Regions from separate parts of the Mus musculus genome. Here region 2 is linked to region 1. Evidence: chromatin loops called from intact Hi-C (ENCODE). Cell type or tissue: heart. All regions are shown on one strand.

Region 1 (2,500 bases):
GATTTCTAACTTCAAGGAGCAGAGATCTAAAAGTGAACGGGCACATTAGTTCTTTCCACTTCAAAGACTATGTCATGGCTTGGGTACTCTGTTGGCCAGTGAGTTAATGTCACTTTCGCAGGAGGACTTCGGCTGTAGTTAAATATTCTTATGCCCATAGCCTTGGCTATTCTCATGGACACTAGTCTGAAACTGCCCCTCTGGGTTTGAGGGTTTGGTTTTCTGTTTTGTTTTCTCTCATTTATTACATCTTGACCACAGTTTCCCCTTCCCCCAGTGCCCTCCCACACACCTCTTCTCTCTGAGATTCACTCCCTCCACCCTCTGCCTCCCCTCAGAAAAGAGCAGACTTCAACCAAACGTGGCCTAACAAGCTACAAGGAGACCAAGCACATCAAAGTTGGACAAGACAACCCTGTAGGAAGAAAGGGGCCCTAGAGGTAGGGACAGCCCCAGCTCTCACTCTTAGGATTCCCGCAGGAACATCAAGCTACTCTGCCATAGCATATATGCAGAGGACCTTTGACAGACCGGGCTCCCTGAGCTTTGTGAGCACCCATCAGTCCTAATCAGCTGAATCTGTGGGCTGTGTTCTCTTGGTGTCCCTGACCTCTCTGGCTCCTCCAATCTTTTCCTTCTCCACAGGACTCCTTGTGCTCAGCCTAATGTTTGAGTCTGGGACTCTGCATCTGCCATCAGTTGCTGGATGAAGTCCCTCTGGTCTCTTCGATGATGAATTCGCTAGGCTCCAGAGTCCTAGAACTCTCTCTAGGCAGAATAAACTGTAGGTCAGAGGTTGTATGGCTGGACTGGTTTCCCTGTCCCTCCTCTTGAGGTCGTGCCTGGTTACAGAAGAGTGCTGGTTCCGGCCCCGTGTCCTTCATTACTTGGAGTCTTGGTAGGGTTACTCTGGTAAATTCCATGGAGCTTTTATTGCACTGGGTTTCCACCTCTCCCTAAAATGTCCCCCAGTATTTTCTCCCCTTCATCTCTCCTGTTTCCAACCCCTCCCACACCCAGTCATCCTGTGAAATCTGTTCTATTTCCCCTTCCCAGGGAAATCCTTTCGTTCCTTTCCGACCCCCTTGAATCCTCCTTGTTACTTAGCCTCTCGGGGTCTGTGGACTGTAACATGATTTTATTTTACTTTACATCTAACTTTTTGTTTTTAATACAGGGTCTCACACTGTAGCTCAAGGAGGCCTCAAAATTATGTGTAACCTAGGCTGACCTCAAAACCGTGGTAATTCTCCTGCCTCAGCCTCCAGAGTGCTTGGATTACATGTGTAAGATAACATGCTCATGTTCTGCCTCAGGATTTTATAGGGTGTATCAATAAATGGTTTTGCTTTTTAGTCCTCAGTTTGGTCGTGATCTTTAAAACAGTATCACAGGCCTTGCTTTTCCTTTGATGTTGTCAGCAGCGACATCTAGTGGTCTTGTTGCCCGTGCCTTCAGAGTTAGTCCTCTTTTTGTAAAGTATTAAAACTGAGCCCAACCCCACATGTGTTCTGTGTTCAAATCAATCGATATGATAATAAACCTTTAGCTCTGTGACACTTTCTTGGATTTCTTTAAAAGTGTTATATGTCCTGAAGCCATTCCTAGTTACAAAGAAGAATGCTAGCAAAGGCAGCGAGACGTGTTAACAGGAAACCACCGTTAAACAGATCTGTAGTGTTTGGTGAAGCACACTCAATGAGTATCTGTTGCAGACTTGAATTTCATCGGTAATTACAGAGCCAGAGGATGTAGGCTTATAGAATGGAGAGAAATTTGTTCAGAGGCTGAAGGACGATAACATTAAAAAAGTAGCCATTAGGACACAGTCAGTGAGTTTTTAATCTACAAAGGTGAGGCTACCAGTGCCTATAATCCCAGCACTTAAGAGGCTGAGGCAGAAGGATTGCCATGAGTCCAAGGGCACACTGGGCTACATAATGACTGCCAAGCCAGGTAGGCCCAGCTATCAAAACTCTACCTCAAGCAAAGAACATAAATAAATGTACTACCGGCAGTTGTCACTTGACTGTCCCCAGGTCTTTATTTTACTGATGGTCCACATACTCTGCAGCTATACAGATGTTCTTGTACGGCTAGTGTTGTGGCTACCCAGTCAGAATGTATGGAAAATTCTAAATTATGGAACTTTTAAAGCATACAAATGGAGACTGGTGTGATCCCTCCCATACCTAAAAGCCAGAATGAGCACACCTAGATGGTGGTGTGTGTGCTTCATCTAGTTCTTCACTTGTTCCAGGTCCTTAACGCAAATTATAAACATTGTGGCATTTCTTTCTATGGATACAGACATTTTTCTTTGACCTTGTCCATTGATTATTAAATTTTTTTTTGCTCCATTTTCAATCGTTGAACATTGCAATCCCTAAACTTTGGAGTTTTGACCTCTTCCTTTATCCCTGATGGTGGGCTTCAAACCCATGTTGGATTGTAAATTTACCAGAGTCTTTGGGCCAAAGGCTGTAATCAAGCCAGCAAA
Region 2 (2,500 bases), 160 kb before region 1:
CGGCTCCTAAGGCTTTGAGTTGAAGCTGATAATTTCTCATTGTGCTTTCTGATTTTGTATCATATTGCATCAGTGTATGTGGGAAGGATGGGGTATGCATTGTAGACATTATGGAAATATGAAAGTATGTGAGCACAAGGCAGAGGGAAGGGATGAAGGCAACTGCCAGGTTTGTAGACTATGTGATTAGGAAGCAGAATGATGTCATTGCCCCCACAGGAAATCCTGTAGGTCAGGTTGTCAAGTCAGTGACAAGCCAGGAGACAGAAGATGACTCTATTTTGGCCTGTCACATTTGAGATGTTGGAGGGCATCGTCTCTAGATGTCTAGCACATACTTCATAGTTTATGTTTGGAGCGCCAAAGAGAAGTCAGGGCTAGAGCTTCTGGATGGCTGAGATAATTCAGGGAACAAGTGTAGACTGGTAATTGAAGTGAGAAATAGACTTTGGGGGATGTCTGTATGTAGGAGCTAAGGAAAGGAAGCAGGGAGATGCTGCACAGAGAATGAGGAGTGAGAGCAGCCAGATGTCCCACTCACCATTCAACAGCTATGTGCATCACTGCTGTGTGCAGGTCTCTGAAGCCTCTGCCCAGAGTGTAAAAGAAGGTGACTCAGCACACCCAGGTGTTTGTGATGTTTGTGGGGACCACCAAGGGGAAACCCCTGAGCTTGTTTACCTTAGAGCTCAGACTTCTTAGTCACAGAACTCTAGTTCCATGCTGAAGTGCAAAGCCGACTTCCAGTTCACTCTTCCGTGAGAGGTCAGAGAACACAGAGAAAGAACACCTGCCCACTGGCTGGAAGCCGGGTGAATTCCCAGAGATGCATACAGCACCCTGGAACTTTGCCCATTTGTCTTTATTTATTCTACTTTGAATTTCTCTATGGGATAAAACGCTGTTATTTTGTATAATGGTATAAAGTCACTGGAAATTTCAAAGAAGAAATTGGGATGCCACCCTTGAATATAAACCACAGAATAACAATAAATACAAATTTTCTTCTCTTGAAATTTGGGAAGTGGAAATTCAGTCTGTGGAACCTTGTTTTCCTGCTGCTGCCATTTCATAGCTGATAGGAAAGGTATCAATGGACAAAGGATTGGCTTTGCCTTACAGTTCAAGAGGGATTCCTGTTGTAGCTGTGAGGGGAAGACAGGGCCTCAGGAAGCTAAGGCTGAGGTCACACTGCTTCTGCCTCAGGCAGCACAGGGTAGCAGGAAGTGGGGCTTAGGTACAGAACTTCAGGGTGCACCCCAATCTGGGGAGCAAGTGTTCCAGCATGAGCCTATGGGGGACACCTCATGGTTAAACCATAGTTTTACCTCCTACCTGTCTTTCCTTTCTATCCATCTTGTTATACTGTGCCCATTGTTTTAAATAGAATTCAACGTTACTAAAAAAACAAAAACAAAAAACCCAGTGTTATTTAAAAGAAATCTGGAATTTTCAAATACATGTTTCTTGGTAGAAAAAAAGTACGGTGTGTAAAAGATATTGTTATCATATATATATATATATGTGTGTGTGTGTGTGTGTGTGAGTATATATATACAAGCTATATGATACTGGGTTTATTGTGATTTTTAAAAAAACATGTATATAATGTTTTTCAGTCATCTTCCCCACCTCCCCTTTGCCCTCTCATTTCCTACTCATCTCTGCTAATGTCCTTTCTCTTCCCCTATTTGTGACAGATCTTTCATTTAAAGTTGTGGAGAGAGAGAGAGGCTGGTGAGATGGTTCTGTGTAGCTGCTGTCTTAGCTAGGGTTTGCAGTGCTGTGATAGAGCGCCATGGCCAATGGCAATTTTAGAAGGAAAGGGTTTATTTCTTTTAAGTTTCCTGGTAACATTCCATCACTGAGGAAAATCAGGGCAGGAACTTAAGCAGATTCTGAATCTGGAGGCAAGAACTGAAGCCGAGGCTGTGGAGGGATGCTGCTCATGGCTTGCTCCTCATGGCTTGCTCAGCTTGCCCTTTTGTAGCATCCAGGACCCCCCCTCCCCCAACCTACGGATGGTTCAGCTCCACTGAGCTTGGCCCTTCCACATCAGTTACCAATCAAGAAAGGTACTGCAGGGCTGTGGGTGTAGGGGAAAAGGAGTGAGGGAGAGAGCCCACATCCAGCCAGAGTTCCTGTGCTCTGGGCAGGTGGATGCAGGAGGACTGCTGGACGCTTTCCATGTGCCCTGGGTGGGCATCTGGCTTTGTGAAGCTGCTGGGGGTTGGGGAGTGGACAAGGGGCAGCTCCCAGTACCAGGTTCTCAGACTCTGGCATCCCACGCTGGATATGGCAGAGGAGCTGAGAACAGAATAGGGGACCCAGGGGGGCATTGGGTGGTTCCCATGCAGGTGAGTGTCTTTAGTTCGGGCCTTGATGAACAGAGACAGTCTATAGTTTTAGAGCTTTATTATAGAAAGGCAGGGGGGAAGAGAAATGGTATAAAGAGAGAGAGACCGGCCATGGCCAAGAGGAGAGAAGGGGGAAGGGAAAG

Evidence for each region. A loop is a pair of places that touch in the nucleus more often than their neighbours do. Peaks named below come from ENCODE experiments on the same cell type or tissue, not always from the same donor. Only the 100,000 strongest peaks of a DNase experiment are listed, where the experiment ranks them.
Region 2: a loop joins it to region 1, with 7 times the contacts of the local background. A loop is called at or near these places in 4 of 42 quality-filtered maps.

The regions. Positions count from the first base shown.
Region 1 is chr13:90,928,967-90,931,466 of GRCm38, reverse strand. Gm46434 (a long non-coding RNA gene) reads left to right here. Exons shown (of 2, transcript XR_001781017.1): 1 at 1-440; 2 at 646-1,557. Among named protein-coding and RNA genes, the nearest start is that of Gm46434, 1.5 kb to the left of the region's middle. In heart, a CTCF peak has its summit at 1,436 (motif pointing left); no DNase peak of the experiment used is centred here.
Region 2 is chr13:91,089,727-91,092,226 of GRCm38, reverse strand. All of the region lies in intron 3 of Atg10 (autophagy related 10), which reads left to right. Among named protein-coding and RNA genes, the nearest start is that of Atg10, 130 kb to the left of the region's middle. In heart, no CTCF peak of the experiment used is centred here; no DNase peak of the experiment used is centred here.